Regions from separate parts of the Homo sapiens genome. Here region 1 is linked to region 2. The links are chromatin loops, found by intact Hi-C in ENCODE. Cell type or tissue: CD4-positive, alpha-beta T cell. All regions are shown on one strand. Links, peaks and the distances in the headings refer to the core of each region. The heading gives the core; the rest is flanking DNA.

What was found. A loop is a pair of places that touch in the nucleus more often than their neighbours do. Peaks named below come from ENCODE experiments on the same cell type or tissue, not always from the same donor. Only the 100,000 strongest peaks of a DNase experiment are listed, where the experiment ranks them.
Region 1: a loop joins it to region 2, with 4 times the contacts of the local background. A loop is called at or near these places in 15 of 110 quality-filtered maps.

The regions. Positions count from the first base shown.
Region 1 is chr3:134,190,255-134,206,162 of GRCh38, forward strand. It overlaps RYK (receptor like tyrosine kinase), which reads right to left. Exons shown (of 15, transcript NM_002958.4): 6 at 12,476-12,620; 7 at 4,828-4,928; 8 at 1,595-1,720. Among named protein-coding and RNA genes, the nearest start is that of RYK, 53 kb to the right of the region's middle. In CD4-positive, alpha-beta T cell, for the core only: CTCF peaks have their summits at 7,603 (motif pointing right) and 7,802; a DNase peak (open chromatin) is centred at 7,617.
Region 2 is chr3:134,372,366-134,388,273 of GRCh38, forward strand. AMOTL2 (angiomotin like 2) reads right to left here and starts at 2,082. Exons shown (of 10, transcript NM_016201.4): 1 at 1,977-2,082. It also overlaps the pseudogene HMGN1P9. RefSeq lists enhancers at 1,342-2,141, 2,142-2,941, 2,942-3,739, 9,712-10,211. In CD4-positive, alpha-beta T cell, for the core only: no CTCF peak of the experiment used is centred there; a DNase peak (open chromatin) is centred at 6,206.

The DNA of each region.
Region 1 (15,908 bases), core at 6,187-8,686, 180 kb before region 2:
TCTCCAGCCAAGTTCACCTTGCTTGACTGAGCTTCTTAACTCTCTTGCACTGAAGCACTGCAAAACCTCCTGTCTCCTCTTCCCAGTACCTAGTCCCATTTTTAAATATTACTCTCAAACACAGATTTACATATACTTAAAAACAATGGAAGTAAGGAACATACACAAAAATATATATGTACATATTACTTTACCACAATGTTACAGCAATTCACATTCCTACCAGCAATGTAAAAGAGCATGTGTTCCTCCATACCCGTCAACCTAGAAATTATCTTTTTACTTTTTCACAAACTAACGTAAAAAAAAAAAATCGCATGTAACTATTGTTTTCTTTGCATTTATCAGATTTCCAGTGAACCTGACCACCTTTTTAAATGTTAATCAGCCACCATATTTTCTTTTCTGAAATCAAAAGAATTTTAAAATAAACTATTATGGGCCTGAAAAGACCAATAAAGAAAAACTCTACCTGGTTCAGAATTCCTTCTTCTCAAATCATACCACTACAACAGATTGCCTATTCTATCCCATTCAGAGACCAAAAGAAACTGCAAATATAACATTAATTGATCTCTCATTTTTTTTTATTCTTTAGGAAATGCTACCTGGTCTACTTACTCTCTTCAGATTGCAAAAAGATCTGCAAACTAGTTATGCTTAGAAAACAGTCAACTATTAACAAGTGGCAATCATGCATTTTAAGACATACCAGAAAATCTGCTTCCATTAATTACCATTTGCTACTGGGGACAGTTTAAGTACCTGACTTAGCTGTGATTGACCTAAATGTGTCCCAACCAGCAAAGGAATACATAAGGAGGACTCATAAGTATCCAAAGCATTCCAAACTGAATTACAGTGGAGGTAAAAAAGTAATTCTCTATTTAACAACATGAAGAGCTCAGTGCAGTATTTTATTATTAATTTCTGTCTTCTTCTTTCAGCATCTCCCTAATCAATACCCTCCAATTCAAAAAGGAAAGCAAGGCCCAGTGAGAGGTGAAGGGAAGCATACTAACACCTGGCAAACACTATTATGTGTTCATTCATTTACTGTACCTAATTTCATCTCATCTTTATAACTAGTCTAAGAGATGACAACGCAGTCCAAATTTATAGAGGAGGGAACTGGAGACTGAAGACATTACGTGATTTCTCCAAAGCCACACGGAGAATAAAATGTGGGATTGGAACTAAGGACCAAAACCAAAGCCCAAGCCCATGTCCATTCCTTCCGCTACAACCCCCAAGTTATCCGTCAGAGAGAAAGTAACTTAGACTATCTCAGAGAGACCTGCCAGGTAGTGGCCATTTTAAATAAAAACCAAACAGAGAATACACCTTAAATATAGCCAACAATAATATACGTGCTTTAATATACTTGAAAATCAAGAACTGCACCAAAGTTGTACAAGGCCCATTCAAGTATAGGAGCAAATGAAAATAATTTTTATAAAAGAAAAACCATACACTGCTTCCTATCCTTATCTTAGACACAAAATGAGATGAAATTTTTTAAATTTTTGAAAAAAGTGTCTATAGTGGTAACATTAAATCATACTTAAAAAACCGACTTTGAGATAATAAATACCTTCTTGGAGTACATCTTTTAGAGTTATCCTCTCTCTGGATATTGCTATATCCTTCACCTTGCCTTTGGCCTCCAAAAGAGTGACACTTCTCAAGTCGTTCTTCTCTATCCGCAAGGTAGGATAACCTAAGGAGCCAACAAAGCCAAACCAAGCAATATAAATACCCTTATTATGGTATTGGAGTCAACTAGTTCAGTTAGAACCTCAGGACTCAGGTCACAGGAATGAGTGTAAGAATCATAAAAGGAAACAGGCATATATATGAACTAGGAGAGTTATTTGAAGGCCACACTAAATGTTAAAGAAATGTCTCCTCACCCACCACAATACTACTCCAAAATGTTAAAATTCTGAACTGCAACAAGAAATCCTAAAAATAGTATTACCATGACCACCACTTCAATTGCCTTTTAGCCAAATGAAACAAGCTTTGATCTGTGAAATTTCATTTAATCCTTCTTATGGACAGTTTTTCTCCCAAAAGGTTTTCTAATATAGTCTCATAACACACCAACTTTTCAAATGAAGACATGTTTGAAAAGATTTTTTTCAAACATCTCTTCATTTGAAAAGTTGTTTTGTTTGAACAAACAAAAAGTTTCAAACAGAAAGTTATTTTTGTTTGAAAAGGCTTTTTTCAAACAAAATACATAATCAATGTAATTATTCTGGTATTACCACATCCTAGTAAAACCATTGTGAGATTCAAATTTAATAAGTTCCCTTAATTCCCATTCATTCTTAATTCAATGACAGTAAAAACAGAATTTACAGCCACAAATTAGTTTTCACTTCAAGAAAAAAAATGTTAGAATAAAAGGAAAATCTGGCTTTAGCAAGTAGAAGTTGGAATGGCATCTCCAGATAATGGGAAGAAACCTCCCCCCAAAATTAGTGGACCTATGCAATGATCATCAATGGTTGCCAGGAGAACCACATGAAAAGTTTTGGGCAACTTTACAATGCATGTAGACTGACACCACCTGAAACCACTGATTGGCAGCAGTTTGACTGTGATAGACTGTCTAGGTGTGTGAGTATATGTGAATGTTTAATTCTACCTGGAGTTCTCTTAGTTTCCTGGATCTGTGATCTGTTGCGTTGTTATCTTAGAAAATTCTTGGCTACTATGTCTTCAAATATTTTTTTCTTCCTCTTTTTCTATCTGTAAACAAATGTATTTCTATTGACTTTTTTAAAAAGTGTTTGTTTTCAGTATATATATATGTAGTAAGTAAATTATCTAGCTCCTTACGGTAATGGCCATGATTACAAACAAGTAAATTTCTTATTGATGGCAACAATTTTTAAAAGATAAATAAATTTATTTCCCTTGACTTTTTTTTTTTTTTGAGACGGAGTCTCACTCTGTTGCCTAGGCTGGAGTGCAGTGGCGTGATCTCAGCTCACTGCAAGCTCCACCTCCTGGGTTCACGCCATTCTCCTGCCTCAGCCTCCCAAGTAGCTGGGACTACAGGCGCGAGCCACCACACCCAGCTAATTTTTTGTATTTTTAGTAGAGATGGGGTTTCACCGTGTTAGCCAGGATGGTCTTGATCTCCTGACCTCATGATCCGCCCGCCTTGGCCTCCCAAAGTGGTGGGATTACTGGCAAGAGCCACCACACCCGGCCCCTTTGACTTTTTTAAGAAAGTATTTTAGCATGTATAACAACAATTCCCTACCTCTTTGAGGTCACGTATAACAATTAAGAATCCATTCTAATGAGCAAAGATTGATATTTAAACATTAAAAGCAATGATGTGCCTCTTCTGAGTAGCTTAAACTACTTTCACATCTATCGTATTTCCTAAAAAGCATATATTTCTTTCTTCATTAGTGGGAAGAGTAGCTGCTATTATTATTTCCCTTAAATTTTGTTTACTGTATAATGCCTTCTTTCCTCCTTTTTTCTTGCCACTGTCTTATTGAAGAAACTGGGTCGGCTACCCTGGAAAATGTTTGGCCTCTACTTCTTCAAGTAGTATTTCCTGTAAACTGTAAGTCAGGTCTATAACCTTGATCAGATCCAGGTTAACTTGTAGGGGGTGCAGCAGGGACAGAAAAGAATGCTCCATGAATGGTACATCATATCCTTGGGTACGAAATACCTAGGTCCCCTACTTTTAGTAATGCTGAGTTCATCAGTGTATTCAGGTGGTGACAGCCTGATCCCTCAATGGCAGAGTTCCCCATTTTCCTTTCAATCACTGATGATCTTTTTCTGAATCAACTATTTTATCAGGAGTTGCACATGTGATTTTCTAATTATATAATTTCTTCCACATTTATTAGCTGAGAATCATCTGTAAAGAAAAATTTTCTCTCATCCACCAGCACCATCTGGTTAACCTGAAATACAGTTCATGTAGTCAGTTGGTAGAGTAAGGTATTCACTGGAGCCTTAGTCACCTCTCATAATGAACAATTTTGTTAAATAATGTATTATTACAAATTTGTGGATTTTTACACATTTTACGTTTTAATTCATTATAGTCATTATTCATTTTGATGATCAAATGGTCCTATCTTTAGCCAGTGGAAGCTCTTCAAGTCTTAGCTATTTCCTTGATATCTGACTCAGCAACATGTCCCAGGCTTATCTTGTTCACTTCCTAACTCAGACCTGGAATCAGCCATTTCTCCAAAAAATCCTGGTTCTTTTTCATGGGAGACAGTACTGGAAAACCACAATAGGGCACTGGGTAGAGGACAGATATCTTAATCTTATTTTACTAAAGAATAAATGCCAGTCCAAAAAAGGAAATCAGATCCGACATTCTCAACTTTCCAGTGGTAGCTAACTTCCTATTATGATTAAAAAACAATGTAAAGTCTTCACCATGGCCCATAAGACCATCAAACAATTCCTTACAGTCTAAAGTCTCTGTCTTTATGCAGCTCAATAGTTAATTCCATATAGTTACCTGAAAAATCTTCCTTTTGAATTTCTATAGAAGTGACTTAGTAGCCCTTTTAGTATAATAAATCTATGGAAATCTCCCGAAAGCCACACCAATTCTAGCAAACTTAAATTTCATTTTTGATACCTCAATTTTAGAATGTTTCATTCAATGCTCTAGAAAGCAAAAGTTGAAGAGCATACCTAATTTTGCATACTTTAGATACGATTTACACAACATGTCCCACAAGTACACTAACCATGCAAGACCACTGGGAAGCAGCATAGACAACTTGAGTAAACTGGCTTTAGAATTAAATTAACTCTTACTGGTGATAGGAGTTGCATTGTTGGGCGTGTCTGCTCTCAGATACTGAGTCGTCTGGGTGGATGGCTGAGACAGCCCTTGGGAACTACTGCTGGCACTAATGCTGCAAACAATTTTTGAGAGAAATATTTGACAAGTCAGTTTCAATGAGAAATTTCCTTTTTCCATACATACAAAATGCACATAGCCATTAAAACCAGCCTAAAATCCTTACGGAGATCACAATAATTCATGATGTTCCAATACTGATATTTTAATCTAACTCCTATAGAGCTCTATTTTTTCTTTCATTTCTATCTCCAAAATCATTAAGCGAGTTCATCTTATCAAAATTATTCAGAAATGTAGGTACTAGTGCTCAGACACCTCAGCTAATTGTCCTAAACTTCACACACAAATATGTTAGGGAACTACGGATCATCTCTCAAAAAAAGAGCCCATGTCATTCAATTAGATTGCTTTTTAGAAAAGAAGAAGAAAGACAGGCCTCTTTCAATGATGGCCCAATATCAAATGGCCTACAGATAAAGAAAGAGCAAACCAAATCAAATGTGCCAACATGCTCGGAGCTTAGAAAGGAGTATTGGCCAGGTGCGGTGGCTCACGCCTGTAATCCCAACACTTTGGGAGGCCAAGGCGGACAGATGACTGGAGGTCAGGAGTTCGACACCAGTATGGCCTACATGGTGAAACCCTGTCTCTACTAAAAGTACAAAATTAGCCGGGCATGGTGACGCGTGCCTGTAGTCCCAGTTACTCGGGAGGCTGATGCAGGAGAATCGCTTGAATCTGGGAGGTGGAGTTTGCAGTGAGTCAAGATTACGCCACTGCACTCCAGCCTGGGCGATAAAGTGACAGTCCATCTCAAAAAAAAAAAAAGTATCAAATTTGGTTCAAGTTTATTTAAACACAATACATTTTGCTTCTTCTACTTCCCCAATCCCTCCCTTTCATCCAACTTCTGGGAAATCTCTAGTACTTGAAACACTACACCATATTCTCTAAATAATACAGGACACCAAGAAGATGATAGGTTCAAATAATTGTAAACCTTGTGTTCAAGATTACTGCAAAGTAATGCTGCTCAAGCATGTAGTTTTGTCTTTTCAGTGGGGAGAAACCTTGTCTCGTGGGTACATTTCGGTCTCACTGCCTTAGTTCTTATAATTTTGCAGCAGTGGAGACGTGAAACATAGAAATTCAGCATGAAGGGTGAAACCAGATAGCAGGATAGGTCTTTCAATGCCTCTCTTAGCTACAGGATCAGCAGTGCCCAATCAAGTCTCCAACTTTCCTTAATATGCAAAATCTTTTAACTGACCACTTCCCACATAATAATTCTGTATTTTCAAAAACTGGTGATTTAAAAAAATACATAATAAAGCTGAGTGCGGTGTGAAGCCTGTAGCTGCAGCTATTTGGAAGGCTGTTAGGCAGATCACTTTAGTCCAGGAGTTTGACGCCAGCCTGGGCAACATAGTGAGACCCTGTCTCTGAAACAAAACACACACACACACACACACACACACACACACACACACACACACACGGCTGCTATGTAATCTATAACATTTATATATGAATGTTTATCAATTTCAAGAGCCCATACACAAATCTGAAAAATGTAAATATATAACATCCAGGCAATGAGGACTGTAAGTCTTTATGTAGCCTTTCTATGGCTAATAATACAATATACTACTATCTGCTATTGTAACCAAACATCTGTAGAAAGTCATAGCAAAAATTAAGATAGAAATGTCCTGCAATAAACATTTGGAGAGCACTTATAATATGCAAACCATTCTGCTCAGCACAACCATAGATCTCAAGATACATGTTTGCCTAATGAAATGCCCCCCCAGCATGCCTTCCCTGAAGATGTCCATCATTTTAGGTTATCTATTAGATTGGTGCAAAAGTAATTGCAAATTGCAGTTTTTGTCATTGCTTTTAATGCTATTGCTTTTAATGACAAAAACTGCAATTACTGCACCAACCTGATACTTCTTCTTGTGATGCTGCAGTTAGCCCTGTTTCTCCAGCAACTCTGCGAAGATACTTTGCAACTCAAAGAGACTATAATAAAGATTCATTAGGCTATCATCTGGTCAGAGTGCTGGAAGAGCTTCTTTGGCTCAACGTTATTACAGAATTGATCTATATGAGTTTATAATGCAGTGGGTATAGGTCAATATAGAAAAGAGATGAAGAGCATAAACCGTGAAGTCAGAACTGCCAGTATCATCGATTACTAGCTGTACGGCCTAGGACAAACTATTTAATCCTCTGGAACCTCAAATTCCCGTGGACAGAGTGTGCATAACACTATCCTCTGATAAGATTGCTAAAACGATTACATGAAAAATAAATAAGTAAAGCATTTATTGCCTAGCCCTCAAACATATCTTTATAAATTATTGTTACTAATTTATAGTATACTACTATAGTTATATTAATTATGTGAATATTATGCATCTCCAGTCGTTAGAGCAAAAAGGGATTACAGGACTCTGTTTTACAGTTGAGTACCACTCAAAAATCAAACCAGATATCAAAGCTGTTAGAAGTCCAGACTTCAATAATGGGGAGGGAAGAGGAGCATTACCATCCTCAAAAGGGGAGGAAATAAATGGGATTAAGATAATCTACCTCACAGGATTTTTGTGAGGCTCAAATTGTATGAGATATGTGAAAGTACTTCTTAAGTATTATCTGCAACCAACATCACTGATGACTAAGTGCACAGACACAGTCTCTCCATTAACTTAACAGTAGGTGGCACTCTTGTGCTACCTCAGAATTTTTGAAAAGACTGTAGGCACACAAAGGCGTTACAGGGACATCTATGTCAATTTTTCATTCCCTCAACAGATATTAAGTGGGTCCCTAAAATAAGCAAAGCACTATGCTAAGTGGTCAGAACGAAATTTTTTTTTGAATCCAAGACTTACTGTTATGATAGAAGCAAGAAGCAATTAGGGACCTACCCCTGACATCCATTAAAGTCAACACCTACATAGCTATATCACAAGAGGTGGAAAATGAGATTAAAATGTATATTTGCTAGCACTTAATAGTTTATAGCCAGTCTAAATAAATTATCAATCTAAATAGATTATCTCATTTGATTTTCAAAAGCAAGTAAAATTATGTATGGAGATACTAACCCTGTCTTAGAATGAAGTCAGAACTTTGGGAAAGATCATAATTTTCCTTCAAAACACTGACAACAATTTGTACTTTTCTATTTTTCTCTGTAACTCCACTTCATCCATTCATTCCACAAATATTTATTAAGTATCTACTACATGTCAGGTACTGTACTGGGTGCTAGAGATACAGCAATGAATGCAACAGACAAAGACTGTGACCCCTACATTCCAGTAAGGATTTTTTTTGTTTAATATCTGTCTCATCCAACCAGACTATAAACTCCACAAAGGCAGGACAAGTGCCTGTTTATTCACCTCTCCTTCCCCAGCACTTATGCCAGTACCTGGCACAATAAGCCGCAAGTGGGCCAGAGTGAGCCCCAGTGACAGCTCAACTAACACTGAGTCAATCAATGAACAGAGAAAACCACGCTTCCCTGGGACAGAAAACATAAACCAGACAGAATGGTCATTTCTGGCACAAACTATTGTGAAAAAAGCAAAGAATGATTGGTAAAACAAAATGGTTTTTTTCCTCCCTCTATTCATTGGTTATTCAACCAAATAGTTACTGAGTATTTTACTATGTGTCAGACAGTTAGGCATTAAATATAAAATCAAAGATTTTAAAGGGAAACTCTGTCACCAGTAATGGCATGGGGGCGGTGGTGGGGATAATGGAAACTGGAAGAGAAAAATTAAGATGCTGCCAGATGACAAGTTCAAGCATCCCACAAAGGAGTAATAAACTTTCCCACAGTCACAAACTAACAGGGAAAGACTACAGTAGAGACACGCTGCAGACCAACCCCTCTGCAGGACTTCAGGGTGAATGTAAAGAGAAGCTCTGCCTATCCAGGACAGACTCATCAGGCGTAACAAAGAGACTGAAAAGATCAATTTGCAGTGTTGAGAGAGGGAAAGCCACACACATGAGCTCCAACTGCCCTGGCATGGGCATATCTCAGGCAGTGTTAATTCTCTGCCTCTAATGAGATCTGTTTATAACAAGCAGTGGCTCCTAAGTGCCTGGAATGGAAGAACACTACCATCCCTTTCTAATGAATTCCACGGAGCCATGGGCTCCATCTAACCTCACCAGACTGTGTGAGGATTAACGGAGTTCATGAATGTAAAGCACAGGGAACAGTGCCTGGCACACAGCAAGTGTTTTATACAATGACAATAGTGGATTATTAACACATAGCTATTACAACACTGAGTCCCGCCTGCTCTGCCCTGCTCCTAGAAGAGCAATCCTGAAAAAGTTATTTAATCTCTTCAAGCCTATTTCTAGGTGGCTGTGTTAAGATAATACATATAAAGTACCTGGGGTACAGTACTGGTAAACAGAAAACACTCAATAAATGGTAATCCCAGTGGCCCCTATGCAGAGAGAGAAGCAGCAGATGTCTCTTAAATGCTGTTGGATAACTGGATGTGAGCTTTCTGGTCACCACTGTTAGCTTGCCTGGCAGGTAATAAATAATTGTTAATAGGACAGGAAAGGGCAGAAGAACTTTGTCCATCACTACTAGTGAGAGGTGAAGCTGGCTGGGCTTCTGGGTCGGGTGGGGACTTGGACAACTTTTCTGTCTAGCTAAAGGATTGTAAATGCACCAAACGGCACTCTGTGTCTAGCTAAAGGTTTGTAAACGCACCAATCAGTGGTCTGTGTCTAGCTAATCAGGTAGGGGACTTTGAGAACTTTTCTGTCTAGCTAAAGGTTTGTAAACGCACCAATCAGCACTCTGTAAAAACAGACCAATCAGCACTCTGTAAAACGGACCAATCACCACTCTGTAAAATGGGCCAATCAGCTCTCTGTAAAATGGACCAATCAGCAGGATGTGGGTGGGGCCAAATAAGGGAAAAAAAGCAGGCCACCCAAGCCAGCAGCGGCAACCTGCTTGGGTCCCCTTCCACGCTGTGGAAGCTTTGTTCTTTCGCTCTTCACAATAAATCTTGCTGCTGCTCACTCTTTGGGTCCGCACTACCTTTATGAGCTGTAACACTGCGAAGGTCTGCAGCTTCACTCCTAAAGCCAGTGAGACCACGAACCCACCAGGAGGAACGAACCACTCCGGATGCACCACCTTTAAGAGCTATAACACTCACTGCGAAGGTCTGCGGCTTCACTCCTGAAGTCAGTGAGACCATGAACCCACCAGAAGGGAAGAAACTCCGGACACATCTGAACATCTGAAGGAACAAACTCCAGACACACCATCTTTAAGAACTGTAACACTCACCGCGAGAGTCCGCGGCTTCATTCTTGAAGTCAGCAAGACCAAGAACCCACCAGAAGGAACCAATTCTGGACATACTAGCATATTGCAACTTTATTAAAAACTTCATAAAATGCCATTTACTATACGTAGGGCTCTGTTTTAAGAGCTTACTGTATTTCATTAAAACCTCACAACATACCTACTAGGTGTGTATTTCTGCTTTACAGAGGAGAACTGAGACACACATAGGCTATATAACTTAATCCATGTAGCCCATAAAACTAGTAAACAGAATAGCCAGGCTTCAAACAGAGATGGTCTGGCTCTAGAGTCCGTACTCTTGACCACTAGACTATGCTCTGAAAACGTGATAATATAAGCTGGTTTTACTCAGGTAATGTCTGGAAACTTTTGCCTGAAAACTAAAGAGAACTGGAACACCAATTCATGGATGGTAACTAATTATTTCAGCAGGCAGAGGTAGATGCCCCATGGAATCTGAAAGTTATTGCAAAATTCTGGCCTATGTGGGCTCACAGCCCTAGCACGCATGCAAGCATTCAAGGAAAACGCAACTCTCTGGCTATATCAAGACTGACTTCCAAATGTCATGCTCTTCAGTCACCTCTCTACCTGTATCCTCTCTCAAAGTCCTATCAAAATGTTCCCTCAATCGCTTCCAAATGCCATTTCTTCCCCTGTAAAATCTAAACCTAACTTCACCACCATCATGTACACAAAACATATTCTGAAACAAATCATATACGTACTTCCTTCTCATTCGTATCCCTTTTCTCTTCTTTCTCCACACAGAAATGGAAAATAAAACAGTGGGGACAAAGAGTACTAAGGGGCAGGTATTGAATCCAACCAGCTCCCTTCCCCTTCATATTCTTACGCCACAAATATGCTTCCCAGCTGCATGTTAAGACTAATTAGGACTGGTGACTCAACAATGAGTAAGACACACTGCTCCCTAACTGGAAAAAGCTTACATTCTAAAGGTAAGACAATTACACAAAAAATTATAGAAGAAAAAGTGCAATAACTGCTACGAGAGAGAGAGAGACAGAGACAGAGACAAAGAGAAAGGGGTGTTTGGGAGGCTTAGAAAAGACTTCATGAAAGAGACAGCAATGGAGCTGGAATTTGAAGAACGGACCAAGTTTGGACTGGTGGAAAATGCATGGAGGCTTGTGGGAAGAAGAAAGCATGAACAAAAGTCCTGAAGGGCAAAGTGTGGGGCGAAAGTGAGGAATAAGTGATCATTTGACTGGAGCGCAAGTAAGGATACAGCAATAAGAGGAGAAAAGGTTCAAAGAGTATGGATGATACGTCTCCACATAAAGGAGGGCTTTCAAAGAAGTCACAAAGCTGGGGCATGTCTTCAGGCAGCAACTGGAAATCACAGAGGAGGGAAGTAAGAAGTGTTTGTTATGAAAATAAACCTATCATTCCATCTGTACCTCTCACCCTAACTTGACTATAATGTCCTCCTTGTCATCTCTGACTCACTGAGGCTGGACAAGCACCTTTTGTATTCACACACTTTACTATACATATCACAGTCATCAAATTACATACTTTTATAATTACAGGTTAATGTAAAAGATTAAAATCTTGAAACTATAAAGTATATCATTCTTTCTTTCTGTTCCCAGCACTTAGCATAGTATCTAACCCAGTATATCTCAAACTGGCTGTACATTAGAATCATCCAGGAAGCTTTATGAAAAATACTGATCCCCAAATACTACCACAAACCAACTGCATCAAAATCTCTGGAAGGTGGACCCAAATACCAGTATGTTTTCAAAGCTTCTCCTTGACTCTAATGTGTAACCAGGTTGAGAACCAATGGTTTAAATCAGAGCAGGTGCTCAATACATGTTTACTGGATGGATGGAGGGAGGAAGAGAGAAAGGGAGAATGATGAAGGCAAGATCTAGAAGGAAGAAACAGGGCTATTTTGAAAAGGCAATGGTCTGAGGTAGAGTCATGTCAAAGGGAATAGAAAAAACTACTTGTTCTCCACTTCTTCCTCAACAACTAAAAAACTAATTTCTGACTTCTTAATTTTTAAAAAATAAAAATAAAATCAGAGAAACCAGAGACAGTGATTAGGTCATCTTATTTTTCCTTTGGCTGGGGCTTAATCATCCTCCCTCCTTTCCCTGCACCACTGTGCATCGATGTGTATGGGCTCCCACATATATACAAATAACTGCTTTCATTTTTTTTCTTTCCCAAAATATGTACAATACCTGTCATCCAGTTCAATCCTTTTCATACTATGAAGGTGCAAAACAGCTAATATTATTGCTACGAGAAATATTACTGCACAACAAACCCCTACACTAATATAAAACACACGCGTAGAAGTGGTTGGAGCTGCATGTACAGGATCATCTGAAATAAAAACAAAAAGCACATTTAGCTTTTTAAACAAATATGACTGCTTTGTGACCCAATATACATAAATAAGTATTCTGTTCTTTTCATGTGCCCATTCTTTGTAAGATCAGTTACCAGTAGCATATTGGTGGAAGTTCACATAATTTTTTTGATGTTTTTGTTGTAGTTTAAAAAAAATATTTTAGGCCAGGTGTGATGGCTCACGCCTGTAATCCCAGCACTTCGGGAGGCCAAGGCAGGTGGATCACCTTGAGGTCAGGAGTTTGAGACCACCCTGGCCAATATGGTGAAACCCCGCCTCTACTAAAAGTACGAAAATTAGCTGGGCATGGTGGCAGGCACCTGTAATCCTAGCTACTCAGGAGGCTGAGGCATGAGAATCGCTTGCACCTGGGAGGCAGAGGTTGCAGTGAGCCGAGATCGCTCCACTGTACTCCAGCGTGGGCGACAGACCATCTATGGACTATTCTTACCAAAAGAGTTGGTTCTAAATCTAATCAAGTGCAAAATCTACCTGCCAGTTTACAGAAAAAAAAAATGTTCAATGATTTCAGGAAGATGCAGAATGTGGGAAAGTCTATGGGACAAATGGTATAATTTCTTCAATAAATAAAATTAATAAAAGGGTTGGTGGTTTCTGATTAATACAAAAGTCAACAGACCTTACTAATGGATTGTACCAAAGTAGAAAGAAAAAGAAGAATGAAAAGTTTTGGCTTAAGCAATAACTTGGATAAGGGTACCTTTACAAAGATTAAAAAAAAGAAAGAAAAAAGATTTTAAATAGAATTTTTGGCTAATGAGTATAACAGTCACTCACAAGTGGTATACATAAAACATACCAGTGCATAAAATATACTACAGCAGTGCTGTCCAACAGAACTTTCTGCAGTGACGAAAATGTTCTCTAGAGTACTGTCCAATACAGTAGCCACTGGTCACCTGTGGCTATTAAGCATTCAAATATAAGTACAACTAAAGCTACTGAAATGTAGTTAGTAAAACTGAGGAACTGATGTTTTAATTTTACTTCACTGTAATTAAAGTTAAAAAGCCACATGTGGCTAGCAGTTACCATACTAGACAGTGCAGATCTATATATTCTTCATATTTCTTCAACAACAATGTTTGGGTTAGAGGAATCAGACATCATTTTGTTGCCAGGGACCACTGACTCACAGAAGACTGAGTGACAGAAGGGTCCACAAGTTTATAAAAACATTTATTCTTTTTTGAGAGTACAACAGAAATTGTTTTGCTTTTCTGTTTTTAAAGGCTCTATTCATTAAATAAAATGATACTCAGCTTTATATTATTTTAAAAAGAGAGGCAAGCTGGGTGCCGTGGCTCACACCTGTAATCCCAGCGCTTTGGGAGGCTGAGGTGGGTGATCCCTTGAGGTCAGGAGTTTGAGACCAGCCTGACCAACATAGTGAAACCCCATCTCTACTGAAAAAAAAATACAAAAATTAGCCGTGTATGGTGGTGCGCACCTGTAGTCCCAGCTACTCGAGAGGCTGAGGCAGGAGAATCACTTGAACCCGGGAGGCAGAGGTTGCAGTGAGCCAAAATCACACCACTGCACTCCAGCCTGGGTGACAAAGCAAGACTCCGTCTCAAAAATAATTAACAAATAAATAAATATATAAATAAGAGAGACAAAAAGAAAGCCTCAGCAACAGGGAAAATAACCCAATGACACAGCCACAGCCACACACACACACACACACACACACACACACACACACGCAGAAGCAAACTGAGAAAAAACACACAGCAAGATACAAATGACATAAGCAGGCAGAGTGGAAGATGCAAACAGAAGTAGAACTGGTGTGACTGGAGATTCATGAAAGATTTGATCACGAGTACTCACATCATAACTCTACTGAACAAAACTTGAGGCATTTGGGGTTTATCCTAAGTGAGATGGGGGATCATTGCAAGGTTTCAAGCAAAGCAATTTCACACGGTCACTTAACAAAAAATGACTGCATGATGTGTGAAGAATGCCGTGTAGGGGAGCAAGAGCAGAAGCAGGGAACAAGTTAGAAGGTTACCAGAGTAATTCAGAGAGACAGCACTGGCTTGGACAAGAGTGTCACAGTGAAGATGAGAAGTAAGTGGATTTGGGAACACAGTCAACATACCTTACTAATGGATTGTACCAAAGTAGAAAGAAAAAGAAGAATGAAAAGTTTTGGCTCAAGCAATAACTTGGATAAGGGTAACTTTACAAAGATAAAAATAAGCAGGTTGGGGATGTGAAAATCAAGAGTTTTGCCCAAGTTAAATTTGGAGTACCTAGTCTACTAACTAGGTACCTCATATCTCCATGCACAGACGTTAAACTGACAGATATACAAGTTTGGAGTTCTGGGGATAGGTCAGGATAAAAGATAAAACTTACAGCTTTCAAAAACACATGGAAATAAGAAAAATAAAACTTTTCTAAAATTTAACCTTCCTATCAACAAACAATAAATCAGAACAGATTAACGTAGAGACCAAATGACTTCTAGGGCAGCTAGACTTGGCTGTAGCCTGAATGAAGGCATGACTTTCATCAAGAATTACCTTATGCCACAGGAAAGCTATTCAATCTTGGGAGGGACAGAAAAAAATTCTGAATTCTGGAGGCATATGTTAGCAGTACTGTCCAAGCACTTTCCAGAGCAGAGCCAAGGATACGGCTCTGCTGGGCAGATCCCCCTAGATGCGCCCTGCTCAATTACCTCCAAATTCCAGGCTTTCCTATGCATTTTTCCCATTCCCTCATTCATCCTTCATTTGCCACCATCTGGTCACCCTTCAGCTCTCAGAAGAGCTGTCACTGTTCTCAGGAAGCTATCCTTGGGTTCCCAAATCCCCTGTGCTTGCCTTATCATAGCTTGCCATGCTATGTTGGTATCATTGCCTATATTGCCTCGTCTATTTCTCCCACTACATTATAAACCCCCGAGGAAAGGATCTCTTTGCTCACAGTTTAGTCCTCTGCTTCAGTCATACCGCCTAACACACCACAGACTCTCCATAGGTACTGGGTGGATGAATAAATAGAAAGGGCGGGAAGATGAGAGGCAGCAAGGAAGACACAGACAGAGGCCAAGAATATGCAGTACTGCTCTTTGTGAGAAGTAATATCCTACTAGCATAAAAGAAATGGGCAAAGTCACCAGAATTTTAAAAGTAAACTTTGGCAACAGTGACATTTTTTTTAATGTTTTTTCTTTCTTTTCAGAAATATTCCAGCAAGTAGACGATATGTCACATTATTTTACA
Region 2 (15,908 bases), core at 5,252-7,751:
TGAATAAAAATGCTTCAAGAGGACAATGGTTTTGTAAGATGAGGCAAAAAGGTGCCACCCATTAAGGTTAGTGGGTCAGTCTTTTGTGCTGACAGTAACTGCAAGAGAGCTCCAGGAAAAAGGAAGGATGGCATGATGTCTTTGATTTTATGATTATCCTCCCCAACACACACACACACACACACACACACAAACACACACACACGCTACTTGGAAAAGCCCCCACTGGTCCTCTAGGCACATAAGGGATGGGCACTCAGCATCTTTCTTGACATCAGTGTCAAGGAAGCCCATCTTGACTTGGGCCAACTGGAGAAGTAAGGGGAGGCTGTTGGTTGAGAGACCTGGGGCAGGGGAGAGGGGACTGTGAGCCTAAAGTGCTGGGAGATTATATCGGAGAAAGGAGTTCCCTTCTAAGCCTGGGCTCCCAGTGGTTCATGGACTGGAAATCTGCCTGCCTCTCTCACCCAGCTTCCTTTCCACAGCCTCTTCCAACACAAATCTCCAAACTGGGATCCAGGGAAAACTAAACAGAATCCACACTGCCACAGGTCCTGTGTGTATGGGCAGGGGTTGGGGGGGTGGGTGGGAGGAATGTGGCCCCTCCTCTGCCACTAAACTAGCCCTAGTGTCCTGCTTCAGTTTGGGCTATGGCATGTTGGCAGAGCAGCCATTCCCGATCTTTTCCCTCTCCCCACCCCAGTACTCCAGCTGCCCAGAGCTGGGGAGTGGGGGATGAGTCTGGAGGGCACCTCTGTACCCATCCTTCCTGGCACCCAGTCATGCGCCCCCCACACACAACGAGGGGTAGATGTGCAAGACTCCAGAGCTACCCGAGGCAAAGCAAGCAAATGGGATTCAATTCGTATGGGATTCAGTTCGCCCTGGAGTTTTATCTGCGGGCATTTCCTATGATAATCACTCTCTGGGCCGACTCCCACAGAGAAGGCAGGGGAGCGGCAGGAAGGAATGCGGAGCCTTCCTGACAGATTCCAGGCGCTCCATAGTGTGCCCGGACTGGGAGCAAGGAACATCTCCAAGGCCTCTCATCGCGAATTTGTCCCGGCCAAGCCCCTCAGATTCACGTCCTTTCAGACATCAAACGCCTGGGCCTTTACAAAAACCTGCTTCCGCGCCCCCGGCCGCGAACCTCTGCTGCACTCGCCCGCTGCGCTCTCTGAAGGCCGCCTTTCTAAGCCAGCGCGCGTCTCCAGCCTTGGCCTGGGCTCCTGCTCGCCTAAGGAACCAAAGACAGTCTCCAAGCTAGGAGGTTCTGGCACCCCAGCCAGGGCTCCCGCCCCACCACGAGCCCGGGCGGACCTGGAGCACCGGTGGCCGCTGGTACGCCTGGGGCGAGCCGGTGAGGGTAGCCCGAGGCCCGGAGAGGTCTTTAAGCATCGCGGGTCCGCCTCCCTCCCTCTCGAGCCCTCTTTGTTTTCCAAATACTCTAACGCTGACGTCACCGGGCTGGACAGCAGGCTGCATTCTTTCTAAGTGAGGGCCAATTCGTGGCTCCAGAGAGGATTTTCCAAGGAAGACAAAGAGGAATTCTTGGACTAGTTGGGGGCAAAGGCACCTGTAACCCCCACCTAACCAAATCAGCCCGCAGGACCCTGCAACTTGAGCTCCAAGCGGCGCCTCCATCCCTGTCCCCCGCCACCCCCACCCCCGCCGACCTGCAACCCGAAACACTGTGGCTGTTGTCTCCGGAGTCGGCCCTCTCCCCTCTCCCCCAGCCCCAAGAGACCCGCGCGTTTCTAGAGCCCCGCAAAGCCCAGCGCGCTGCGCTCCCTGGGCAGAGCGGCCCTTGCCAGGCACTGCGGCTGCCTCGAAAGGGCGCACTGCGCCCCGAGGACGCTCGATCCTCGAGGCTCCGACTCCCGGAAAAGGCCGGGTTGCGCCGAGACTCCAGCTTTGGCTGGGGCACGTTTCTGTGGCCTCGCGCGCTCTCCCGAGCGCCGAGCGGCCTTCCTTACCGCTGCGGCCCGAGGGTGCCCAGCGCAGTCAGACACCACAACCTCCGGCTCGGCCCAGCTCAGCTCGGCGGCGAAGATGTGTTCTCGGCCGTGGCGCCGACGCTCTGGCTGTTCGCGCCCCAGCGCGCAGCCCCAGGGTCGGCCCGCGCCGGAGGCGGCTGCTATGCCAGGAATGTGAGAGTTTCAGGTTCCCCCTCGGGATCAAAGCGAACCACAAATAACCTCTCAGCGCACCGCCCTCCTCCGCCCTCCGCCTTCTCCCGCTCCCTCCTCCCGGCCCCCGCCTTCCTCCGGGGAGGCGGCGCTGCTGGCCGAGCGCCGGCCCGGCCCCCGAGCTCCGTTCCTCCGCGCCCAGCGCCCTCCAGGCCGCGGTGTGTCCGCCCCTGCCCCATGCTTTGCCTTCGGAGCTGCTGGAGACAATTTAATCCAACTCTGCCCATTATCGCCTCCACTCCCAGTCGCCGACCCGCTCTCACCCTTCATCCCTAAACCCATCGACGGGACGACAGCAAGGGCTGTACCACGCGTGTCCTGGGGTTGCTGCGGGAGGGGACTCCGGCTGTGTGTGTGTGTGTGTGTGTGTGTGCGTGTGTGTGTACCGGGGGAGGTGGGAAAGGGAGGAGGGACTGCAAAGACATCCATATCCTCTGGGCTGGGACAGTGCCCCGGGCTAAGTGAATGCTTCCAGCCACAGAGCCTCTTTCCCCTAACCCCCGCTGTTTTCACCCCCAGCGGCAACCTTTGAATGCACTTTTGTTTACAAACACCTTCGCCAGCTATTTTACGACCGTCTCGACAGGAAGTGTGAATCTGGGTTGGAAAATCCGGTCAATTTGACCCACCTACCCAACTGAATCACCCGCCGCCAGGCGCTCTGTCCAGTTCTTCCCCAAGGTGATAATAGGCGCCCCTTTACGCAGAGTGCAAGGTGTGCCACCGCTGGCTTTTCGCCCAGTCATCCGATTCAGCCCTGCCAAGCACCCTCCAACGGAGTTCTGTTATCATCCCTGTGTTGTAAATGAGGACACCAGGGCTCAGAGAGCTTAAGCAGCGTGCCCAGAGTCACACACAGTGAGAACCAGGTAATCAACCACTGGGCTGCTTGGTTTCTCATTCTCAAAACCCCTCCCTGGCTATCAGAATCCAGGCTCCCTAGATGGACAGGGCAGACACTGGGAGCCCTCCTCTCTCCACTTACCCTGTCCTTGCTTTAGTCTCTTCTTTACCTCCCCCTACACCCCTGCCAGCCAGGGGCTTTCCCCTGTACCCACTTCTGTGGCTCCTGCATGGAATCCTCTCCTCTGCCCCCAGGACACTTCCACTGCTAGATGGAAACCCCTTCTTCAGAAAGCTCGCTCTGACACATGCTGTCCCCGTTCCCCATCACACAAGCCCTCTCTACAAGTCAGTTGGGGTGAGGTGGGGGCAGTCAGGCCCCTGTCCACCCAGAGAGTCAGGGCTGATTTCTACCCCTGGCTGGGTCCTCCCATCAGCATGGAGTTTGCAAGTCCCAAATTCACTGGAGGGAAACAAGGACAAGGAAATTCTGCAAGCTTAATTGCCAGGGACATTGTTAATTTTTAATAAAACTCACAAAAAGTGTGTGTGTGTGTGCGCACGTGTGTGTTTTACTTGGAAGTCAAATACTGTGTTTCAAACAGTGATTGGATCTGAGATGATTGAGCAAATGGATCATTTGTGCCAAGCTACGGGATATTTGTCTTTCCAAGGATCCCCTTACGAAGAGAAGCTGTGATCAGTATACCACTGTAGGTAGGAATTTTAGAAGTGAAAGGAAAGAGGTCTCTGAGTGGCCTTACCTTATGGACAGCATAATTGGTGGAGGCAGGGGAGTGGTTGTGGACATGTGCACTCGGGTTGTAAAACCAGGGGAAAGACCACATGGTACAGTCCTGTCTTTCAGGCATTTGGGAGGATACCTGACAAAATGTTTGACAAATATTCTTGAGATGGTTGCAGAAAGGCGTCAGTTCAAGGCAGCTAGGGTGAAGGAGGTACATCTTGGAGTGGACAAGCCTGCTGCAGAGCCACACAGGCCCCCATGATTGCTAATTTCTGTCCCCAAAGGGACAGAAGCGGGAGAGGGATCCCAAAACCTAAATGAGAAATGTGCATGTACTTTTATTTTTCCTTTCCCTTTCTCTCTGCAGAAAGAACAGAAGGCAAGATCTGTCAGGCATGGCCTGCGGTGGAGCCTACCTAAGCTGGCGGCCACCCCAGCTCTGCAGGATAGTTGGTGGAGAAGGTGACCACTGTTCAGATGTGCCAGAGGCAGATGTGCACAGGGGACACTGGGCCGGCCAGCCTGCTTGCATATGAATCTTCACCTACAGCAGAGGGGAGAGAGGCTCTCTTAGTGAGCCAATGCTTTCTTCTTCCACCTTTGTCTCAATCTACTTTGTCCCATTCTCCTTTACCTCCTCTCTTCCTCCTACAGGTTATGATTCTTCCCAGATGACAATGTGGCTGGCTGGGTCAGGAATCCTATCCAGGAAAGATGCGGAGGTGACCTAATTCTCAGAGTAAGCCAGGCTGGAGGCCTTTGCTCTAGGAAGTGTAGCTCCTTGGGGTGTGGCTGCATCATAGGTGTGTACAGGGCTTAGCAAGGGATCCAGGCACCCACACCATCGCCTCTCCTTAGCCCCGGTCTGGGTCTGTGCCTGTTTTATGGCCTCAGTCTGGCCCTGCAGCTGCATCCCACTGCACCCAACCAGAACATGAAAGTGAGTTCTTGGTGGGACCCTAGCAGCCTCCTCCCATGGAGCCGGGAAGGAAATGTTCCCCTTACTTCCCAAATGGTTGCTTAGTGGAGGAGAGCTCCAGGGTGCAGGTGGCAAGATCAAAGGATGACTGTTAGTTGTGAAATTCACTTTTCCAGCTTCCCCTGAACACTCCCTCTGACAGGTTATGGAAACAGGAAACCTACCGGAATCTGGAGCATGAAGCAAATTCATAGGAAGAATCTGAACATTAGGATGGAAGTTCCAGTGCTCCAGTTCCAAGAACAGAAGAAGACCCAAGTGGGGGACTTTCTTCTCTTTGTCCTTCTGCAAACCCCTGTCCCCCCTTCACCCCTTTCTCCTCCCCTGCCTTCATCACTGCCTCTAGGTTTTCTCCCCCAAGTCTCCTCCTTCCACTGCTGCCCCCTCTCCCTTTCACTCTCATGCTTCAGGTCTGGAATCTCCGTTATGCACAAAGGGCCTCATGGGGTCTGTGTCTTTGGGGGTTAAATCCTCCAGAGTTGGAGATTTATGAAATTAGCCCCACAGTGGTTTAGGTAAGAGGATGTTGTCCTAAAAAAATGAAGAAGCAGCCAGGTGCGGTGGCTCACGCCTGTAATCCCAGCACTTTGGGAGGCCAAGGCAGGTGGTTCACCTGAAGTCAGGAGTTCGAGAGCAGACTGGCCGACATGGCAAAACCCTGTTTCTACTAAAAATACAAAAATTAGCCAGGCATGGTGGTGGACGCCTGCAATCCTAGCTCAGGAAGCTGAGGCAGGAGAATAGCTTGAATCCAGAAGGCAGAGGTTGCAGTGACTTCAGATAGCTCCATTGCACTCCAGCCTAGGTGACAGGTGAGACTCTGTTTAAAAAAAAAAAAAGAAGAAGAAGAAGCCCTGCCTCTCCAAACTGCACACATTCCTTGAGCCCCTGGCCTTCCTCTGTGGCCCTTTGCTTCTTTCTGGTGCCCCTGCCAGCCCAGGGCTAAGAGGATTCCTGTGAATGGTGAGGTTACACAATGGGCAGGGAGCTCTGAACAATGCTCCCACTTCCTCCCCTTTTTCTAGGGTGTGTAACTGCCCAGCGCCTTCACAATTTCCAGTCCTGCATGGAAGACGTGTCTGGATATTGGTGAATACATAGATGAACTACTGCAGGAGCGCACACTTGAGTATATTTTTGTGTGGGTAGCCATCAGACTGGGAAAGAATGGGGTGGGGATCTAAGAATGGGCACATTCTGGCCGGTGAATAAAGGAAGACCATTTTGAAATATCAATGTAACCCCAGACACCTGCCTTTTCTGCAAAGCTACCTTATACTGAGTGAATACTGATTTGGTGGATGTGCCATTGCTGCCTGGAAAGATCCTCTGCTCTTGGCAAGAGGCAGCAGGGAATGTGAAGAGGCCCCTGAGTTTGCAGGGAAGGGCCTAGGGCAGGGTTTGTGCCTGCTGGGGCAGGGCCAGTGTGATGGAAGAGTGCCCCCTAGTGAGTCACATCTCCAGTTGCTGGGGTCAGCTCAGCCCAGGGCTCCCCAGGTGGGTCTTGGGTCTGAGGTTGGGGGTGAGGGGAGGGGGAGGGGAAGAGATGTTTGGGACAGGATTTCATCCTGGGACAGGTGTCTCTCAGACCTCTCCAAGAATGGACTCATGGCTCCAGTTGTGTTTCTGCACTTTCCTCCCATTTCAGCCTCTGCTGGGCTTTCACGTGGTCTTTAAAGAGATACCATCTTTAACATAAACAGCCTTATATCATTGGCGTGGGAAAACACCTTGCATTCACTCACCCATTCACCCTTCCACATATCTATTCTGTCATGTATTTCATACCTTCAATCAACAAACATTCCCTGCGCACCTGCTCTGAGTCAGCCCCTATGAGTCAAAGGGGGCTTCCATTCTTGCAGGGCTCTCAGGCCACTTGGTGCAGGGGAAAAAGAAGCAAGTACACTACAAAGTGGAGAGTTACACCTTGAAGGAAGGGAGCATGGGCACAGGGAGGCAGTCATGACGGGCTTCCTGGAAGAGACATTTCTCAAGCTGAGTGCTGAAGGCCAAGTTGAACAGTGAGATGTCTTCCCCAGGCTGGCATCTGGAGAACCTGCACTAGAAGCACAGACCCCCTGGTTTACTAAAACAGTGGCAGGAACTGTTGAACCATTCTTGGGTGGCCATTGATCTGCAGCCATCCATATGTCCCTCCCTAGGAGTAATCCTGGAGGGAAGGAGGACTACAAAGGCACATGGAAACTTGAGTGGAGGGTGCTGGATATATTTACTCTCTTGACTGTGGTGTACTTATGATGAAACTTATCAAACTGTGCATTTTAAATAGGTGGGTTTACTATATATTAAGTATACCTCAAAAGAAAAAGGGGAAAAAAAGTCAAATAGTTCTACAATGTAAGAAAGCAGTCCCCTGTTTTACTCTTTCCCCCACCAAATTCCATTCCAAAGAGACAATCACTTTAAACATCTTTTAAATTTTATTTTTATTACTTTTTTTTTGAGATGGAGTCTTGCTCTGTCACCCAGGTTGGAGTGCAATGGCATGATCTCAGCTCACTGCAACCTCTGCCTCCCTGGTTCAAGCTATTATCCTGCCTCAGCCTCCCGAGTAGCTGGGATTACAGGTGCCTACCACCATGCCAGGCTAATTTTTGTATTTTTAGTAGAGGTGGGGTTTTGCCATGTTGGCCAGGCTGGTCTCGAACTCCTGACCTCAGGTGATCTGCCCACCTCGACCTACCAAAGAGCTGGGATTACAGGCGTGAGCCACTATGCCTGGCCTAAACTTTTAAATATGTTCCATGTTTACCCTTGAATTTCTATATAATATTCTTATTTTTCTTCTCTCATTATGCTTCTGCTTTAGGTGTTATCTACCTCATTCCTATTATGAAAGATTAGGATTGTACACCACACACACTTCTTTCCTTCATCCTCTTGACTTGGCTACATGGCATTTTTGGTTAAATTACTATCCAACGTTTATATTATTGTGACTATGTAAATATTGTTAAGAACAGAATCATATACTGTGCTGTGATCACATTTTCTTTCTTATACAACTTTTGTTTTGATTGAAGTTAAACTTTGCCTCATTTTGCATCTGCTTGGTGTTCTATATATTTAGCATTAAGTTGTGCCAAAATGGACACACATAACTCTAAGTTTCCCTAAATGACTGTAGACTCAGTTGTGTTGTATCAGGTCTATCTCTGGTCATCCCACCTGGAGAATTGGGATGATACACTCTTTGGTCCTACCAAACAGCTTTCATCTTGAGATCGTCCTCCATCTTCATTGTGGCCCTTCCTCTCAGTTCTCTTTTGTGTGGTCCCTCATTTCCTGGGTTCTTTTTCTTCCTCTTTCTGGGTTTACTTGTCTAGTCACTTTGTGAGAATGGATCTGCGAGAGGCAAATTTTTAAAAAACCACTCATACACTGTTGATAGTTGCCTGGGTATAAAACTCTGGGTGAGAAAGAATTCTCCCTCTGTATTTTGAAAGAGTTGCTTCATTGTCTTCTTGCTTTTGGTGTTGCTATTGAGAAAAATAACATACTTCTGACTGATGATCTCTGGATATAAATTGTTTTCTCTTTCTCTGGAAGCTTACAGGGTTTTCTCTGCATGCCTGGATGTTCTGAAGTTTCCCAGTAATGTGCCTTGATATGTTCTTGTCTTCTATTCTGAGTCTTTGGTGAGCCCTTCAATCTGGCATGTCATGTCCCTAAGCTCTGGGAAATTTTCTCAGATGATTTAGTTGTTAGTTTTCTCCAGTTTTTCTGTTCTCTCTTTTGGAACTTCAATTATTTGGATGTTAGAACTCCCCGAATGATTCTCCGACTTTTAATTTTTTTCCTATTATCTTTTCTTTTCTGGGAAATTTCTTCCCTTTTTAATTTTAACCCTTCTGTATTTTTGCTGTCATTTTTAATTTTCAAGAGCTGTTTCTTGTCCAGGATTCCTCTTTATAACATCATCTTCTTGTTTCATGAATTAATTATCTTCTCTTATCCCTTTAGGGGTAGTAATTATAATGAAAATTGTTTTCTTATTCTGATCTTCACATTTTCTCTGTTTCCTTAAGGTTCACTTTTTTCTGTTTGTTTTGGTTTCTGTTTTTCGTAGTTAAGGCTTCCCTCAAATGACTTTGATTCTTGGCTGTCTGATCCTATTTAAGAGTGAGGCAGTTAACAGCTAATGGAAGCCCTGTGTGGGAGCAGAGCTGGATTCTTGGAGGGTTTCACAGAAAAAGGGTGGGATAGGATTCTGGCCCTAATATTGGGGACCCCAAAGTAGCAGAATATGTAGGTCATTTCCCTTGGGCCAGCAAGATTTCCAGTGAAGGATCCTCTGAGTCTCCTGCCTGGAGGCTGGCAGCCAGCATTGGGAGAGCAGAATGAGGAGGGGGCGATGAAGGGGGTTGGGAGGAATAAGCATGACCAGGACCCCACCACTGCCATCCCTGCCTTTAGGCTCTCCAGATGATAACTCTACAATTTGGCAGTGAGGAGGGATACGGGGTAAGGGGGTTGATCTTCCCTTTATGAAGTGAGGGAGGGGATCTTGGAGAGTGCTCCCCTTCCCCTTCTTCAGGTTCTTACCCACAGTCCTGTTTTGGATCTCACCCTGGCCCACTTCATAGAGGTGTCTGGTGCCTCTTAAGCTTGTTGGAGATTCTTCCCCAAACGCTCAGCAGGGAGAAAGGAAAGAATCTCATTTTTCTGTTTTCCCCTTTCTAGAATTTTGTTGACATCCCTCTCCTGCTTCTCCTCTCCTGCCTTCTTTCGCTGAAGGGTTTGGCTTTTTCTTTCATCTCTTGCCATCCAGCAGGCAGGGTTTGGGGCGGAGCCAGGGTGAAGGTATTCACTCCTCCGTTTAGCTTCCTCTTCCTTTTTCCCACTGAGGTGGCTCATTCCAGGCCTTGTCAGGACTGGTATGGGCGCTTGCGCCAGGAAGCTGGCAGACTCAGGGTTGTTCATCTGGTTCTGCCACTTCAGGGCTTGCTTTCCATGCTGTGGGCTGGGCTCCCATACATCCGCCAAGGATAAACCCAGGGGTGGGGATGCTTCTGTGAAGGCAGTACTCTGGATGGTGTGAGGACTCTGTGCTCCAGCACTCCAGGGCCAAAGCCAAGACCTTCCAAAGAAAAACTTGAGGTCCTGGGTTGCAGAGGCCCAGGGCTAATCCTAGGACCCCAGGGGGATGCTTTTCCAGGAAAAGGCTGACCCAGAGCTGCCTTTGGGTCTAAACGGGTAACCTTTCCTCTTTGTATTCATAGGAGAAGGCGTTGGGAGGGAGCTCTGCCTCCTCCAGGCCCACCTTTTGCTGCCTTCTGAGGGCACAGCTGCCCTTCAGCCCCTTTGGGAAAGTTATGTTCTTTGACCTGGCAAGGTTGGGGCTGGAGTGTCTCTTGGGAGATATGATAATGTCTGCTTATTTTGTGCAGAAGCCCTCACGGTGTGTTGTGTGGGCACTGGTTTAAAATGCCAGGGAGATTCCATAATCAGTATTCTTTCTTAGAGATTCACAATGGCATCGATTTCTATGAAAAGCCTGAAAATTCCTGCAGGAAAGAAACCACATATTTTGTTTAAGGCACCCACATAAGTGAAGACAGGCTGAAAGAAATTAGACTGATCTTAAAGGATATCAGGCAAGGGACAAATTGGAGTATGGAGCCTAACATCCTAGTGGAGAATAAGATGGCTCCAGCATTGAAGACCATGAATAGTGCAGTCTTAGTTAAGATGGTCATTGGCTAAACTCTGTTGGGGGTCTGGTGTTTCCTGGTTCCCCAGCTTGCTTTCTCAGACCTTTGTGGCAGGACCCATCTTGCTCACCCCGGCACAAATCCAAAGTGACTGGGGCAGGAGGAGAAATGGAATCCAGCACTTGTACAAAGGGGTTGGCCTTGGAAAGGCTCAGAGAGTTTTTTCCTAGGAGTCAGAGGGAAGTACCAGAGAGACATAGGCTAGGCAGGGATGAGAGCACAGGAAGGTGGGAAAGGCAGGGACCATGGAGTCACAGCAATTATTAGTATTTTTTTTTCTTTTCAAGACAGAGTCTCGCTCTGTCGCCCAGGCTGGAGTGCAGTGGCGCGATCTCGGCTCACTGCAACCTTTGCCTCCTGGGTTCAAGCAATTCTCCTGCCTCAGCCTCCCAAGTACCTGGGACTACAGACACGTGCCACCCTGCCCAGCTAATTTTTGTATTTTTAGTACAGACGGGGTTTCACCGTGTTGGTCAGGCTGGTCTCAAACTCCTGACCTCGTGACCTACCGGCCTCGGCCTCCCAAAGTCCTGGGATTACAGGCGTGAGCCACCACACCCGGCCGCAATTATTAATATTTTTGGATGGTGGTGTACCTGCATTTTTAGTAAGATATAACAATATAAAAGGATATAATAAAATTCAACCATTTGGGTGTGTAGTTTGAGAAATTTGGGTAATTATATGCAATTGTATAACCACAACCATAATCAAGACTTAGATCATTTCCATGTATTTATTTTTATTTTTATTTTTATTTTTATTTTTTGAGACAGGGTCTCATTCTGTCACCCAGGCTGGAGTGCAGTGGCATGATCTCGGCTCACTGCAACAACCTCCATCTCCCGAGTTCAAGCAATTCTCTTGCCTCAGCCTCCCAAGTAGCTGGGATTACAGGTGCACACCACCATGCCCAGCTGATTTTTTTGTATTTTTAATAGAGATGGGGTTTCTCCATGTTGGCCAGGCTCGTCTTGAACTCCTGACCTCAAGTGATCCACCTGCCTCCACCTCCGAAGGTGCTGGGATTACAGGCGTGAGCCACCGTGCCCAGCTTCTCCATCTATTTAAAAGTTTCCTTGTTATGCTTGCAGGCAAGCTCCTCCCTCGACCTCCAGCCCCGCCTCCCAGGTTCAAGTGATTCTCCTGCCTCAGCCTCCCGAGTACCTGGGACTACAGGTGTGTGCCACCATGCCTAGCTAATTTTTGTATTTTTAGTAGAGACAGGGTTTCACCATGTTGGCCAGGCTGGTCTTGAACTCCTGACCTCAACTAATCCGCCCACCTCGGCCTTCCAAAGTGCTGGGATTACAGGCATGAGCTACCGCGCCTGGCCCAGACTATATTTTCATTTATTTTTGTGAATAGTTTGGAATAGAATTGCTGGGTATGCGGAAAGTGTATGCTTAGCTTTGTAAGATACCACACGGTTTTCCAAAGTGCTGTGTTGTTATACATTCCCATCAATAATGTGTGAGAGTTTCAGTTGCTCCCCATCTGTCAACACTTGGTATTGTCAGCCTTTTAAATTTTACCCATTCTAGTGGGTAAGTAATGGTGTTTCATTATGGTTTTAGTTTGCAACTGTCTGATAACTAGTGATACTGAACATCTTTTCATGTGGTTATTGGCCACTCACACATCTTCTTTTATAAAATACCTGTCCAGGCCGGGCACGGTGGCTCACACCTGTAATCCCAGCACTTTGGGAGACCAAGATGGACAGATCACTTGAGGTCAGGAGTTCAAGACTAGCCTGGCCAACATACTGAAACCCTGTCCCTACTAAAAAATATACAAAAATTTGCAGGGTGTGGTGCGGTGCGTCTGTAGTCTCAGGAGGCTGAGGCAGGAGAATCGCTTGAACCTGGGAGGTGAAGATTGCAGTGAGCCAAGATCATGCTACTGCACTCCAACCTAGAGGACAGAGTATGACTTTGTCTCAAAAGAACCCAAAAACCAAAAAAGTATCTGTCTAAATGTTTTACCCATTTTAAAAAAATTGAGTTGTTTGTTTTGTTTTTAGTGAATTGTGAGAGTTCTTTCTATATTCTGGTTGTAAGCTCTTTATCAGATGTATGTTTTGCAAGTACTTTCTCCCAGTCTGTGGCTTGCCTTTTCCTTTGGGTTGGAGATGGGCCACTTACTCTCTGGGCGACCTTGGACAAGTGACTGCGACTTAGCTTCTCTAAGCCTTGTTTTCCTCATGTGTAAAATAAGAATTTAAAATGTTGCTTAGGGGTCCCAGCAGCTCAGGCAGCCAGAGGAGCTGCAGCAGCCAGGCAGCACTGCTTCTCCAAGGCTCCCGGCACCGCTCGCTGCAGGCACCTGGCACGCACCCTCTCCGCCACCAAGACACCCAAAAGGAAGGTCAGCTCAGCTTAGCCAAAGGGTGGTGAAGGAAGAGCCCAAGAGAAGACCTGCAAGGTTGTCAGCTAACCCTAAAGTGGAAAGGAAGCCCACAAAGGCAGCAGGAAAGGATAAATCTTCAGACAAAAAAGAGCAGACAAAAGGGAAAACAGGATGAGGTGGCTAACCAGGAAGCCAAAGAAGCTTTACCTGCAGAAAATGAAGAACTAAAAAAATGAGGAGAGTCCAGGCTCTGATGAAGCCCAGAGAAGGAAGCTGACTCTGATTGATATTATCTTCCCTGTCCTAGCAGTGGTCTCTATCCCTCTTCTTGTACAATCCAGAGGAATATTTTTATCAACTATTGTTTACAAATGCAAGTTTTTTAGCAGCTCCAGAAACATTTTTAAGAAGGAGGGAATCCTTTCTCATTCAAATTCTAAGTGTAAATGCTTTTTTTTAAGGTAATTTGCTGATTGTTTATTTTTTGGTATGGCCAGATAATAGTGGCATATTGATTACAGAGGGCTTTGACTGTCTTGGTTGTCAGCTTAACATTCCATAGTTGGGGATGGGTCATTTATACCCTGTAATACAAAGCATCCAAAATGCAATTTGCAGAAACAGTCGTGCATTTAATACTTTTTAAACATTTTAAATTACTTCTATTCCCATGTTGTTTATAAGTAGAATTGTTAAAGAAAACCGCTCCTTGATGGTGGCGCTCCCTGTCAGAATAGTGTGCACTCGGTAACATCTTTGGTCATGGTAGTCCAGTTTTCCTGATAACTTTGGTAATGTGCTGTGAAAGGTTGACAATTTGAGTATGCGGTGTAATATTAAATTATAAATTGGCAGAAATTATGAGGTAACAGCTTATCAACATTTGAAAATATTGATAGTTGATATCCTCTTAAGGAATATTTGCCTCTAAATTGTAAGCTGGAAAGTCACTGGAATAACGAATAATTTTATTTCAGAAGTTTAAATCATTGCGAATGATATAATATTTAGTAAAATCATTTAAAAATAAGGCTGTTCAATTGCTCTTTTAAATGTATCATAGGGAATCTGAATATCATCCCAATTTAATACCCATCCATATGCTTTAGAAAAACAATACATGAAGGAGTTCTTATTAAATAAGAATCAGAAATTCTAGTTAGTTCTTTTTCTCCTTGAAGTTGTATTTCTATTCTCTTCCCCCACAACATTTTTTACTCTTTATATATATAAATATATATAATTTTTTACTCTTTATAATAAATGTATATAATTTTGTACTCTTTATATATAGTATTATGTATATAGAAATAAATGAAATATATATGTGTATGTATACATACATATAATTGCCAGCCTGCCCTACAGATTTCAGACCGGTCAATCCCGACGAGTACTTGAGCCAATTCCTTAAAATCTCTCTCTCTCCCCATTTTATTGGTTTTCTTTCTCCAGAGAGCCCTGATTAATACAGTAGCCAAGATTATATTAACTGTTTTTTCACATTACAGGCAACTCTCCCCTAGGATTTTGGTGAAAAAGGAATACATTTCTTGTCTTTAAGGCCCTGATATTTTGGGGTCTGTTTATTAGTGGTCTTACTACGTGCTAATACATATATTTACTCTGTGCTAGATATTGTCCTGGGCACTGGGGATGATAATGTTCACCTCCAAGTTTTGTTGTGAGAATTTAACAAAAACTTATATGTGAGAGCCCTTAGCTTAGAGCTGGCGCATAGTAGGCTCTGTGTGTTAATAAGCTAGTTTTAGAAGTGTCCTTATGTGTGTAAGCAGCCATAAGAAGCAGCCATATGGAGATGTGGCTGTGGGTGGAAAGAATGCGCCACTGGACTCATCAGGGACCACAGACAGAGCAGAGACCCCTGGGCATACAGCCTGTAAACGCGGTAAGGATACCCTTAGCAAATTGTTCTTGGTTTGGTTTCCTCTCTAACTTCTCTTCTATACTATCTCAACACTCACCTTCTTTCTATATTAGTTATCTACTGCTGTGTAACAAACTATCCCAAAACTTAGTGGCTAAAACAGCAATAAATAGTTATTATAGCTCACAGACTCTCTGGATCAGGAATTTGAGAGTGGCTTGGCTGGTGGGGGTTCTGACGTGGGGTCTTTCAGGGGGTTGCAGTTGAGGTGTGGGTTGGAGCTGCAGTTATCTGAAGTATTAACTGAGGTTAGAGGACCCTCTTCCTAGGTGGCTCACTCACATTGCCAGCAAGTTGGCGCTGCTGGCTGTTGACTTGAAGCCCCAGTCCTTTCTCCTCTTTGAACATGCATCTTTTGGGAATGCCCTGAGTCGCCCCTTTCTTTGCCTGGGAAGCTCAGTGTATCCTTAAAGTCTCAGCTTGGTGATCACTAAGAAGGAATTCTACTGAACTTTTGGAAAAGCCAGCTGCCTATTGGGAGTAATTCCATTTGCTGAGATCCTAAATAGCTTCAATGCCAGCTTTCAGGTTGACTTAGGAAATGTTGGAGCCCTTGGCACACACTAACTTTCATTCTGTAGGACCCCACTGGTCTCATGAGTACGATCCACCAGCATGGTCCTGAAGCTAGCCGCAAGAATGTCATCTGCATCTGCAGTAGTTGGAGGCTCAGAAGAGACTAAGCTCTCTCCACAATCTCCCTTCCCTCCTGAAATGGAGCTGATCCTTCCCGACTGGGTCCCCTGTGCCCTTGCAGACCTCTGTCTTCACACCCAGGACAGGACTTCAGTGATCTTGTTTCCCTGAACAACTTGTTACTAGATGCGTTGCAAAGACAGGGGATTGGGCCTTTCTCATCTCTTGGCACCCGGCACTTAGTAGCTGTCAGTAAATACTCATTTTTCTCCACCCCTACTGTCCCCACCCTGGTCCAAACTGCCACTTTCTCCCTCCTGGCCACTGCAATAGTGTCCTCACTCATTTCCCTGCTTCCACTATTGCCACTCTTCAGCCTGTTCTTTGCATTGTAGCTGGAGTGCTCTTTCAGAAACATGACTTAGATTATACTGCTCCTCTTCCTAAAAACTTCCCAGGGCTCTTGAAATCACAT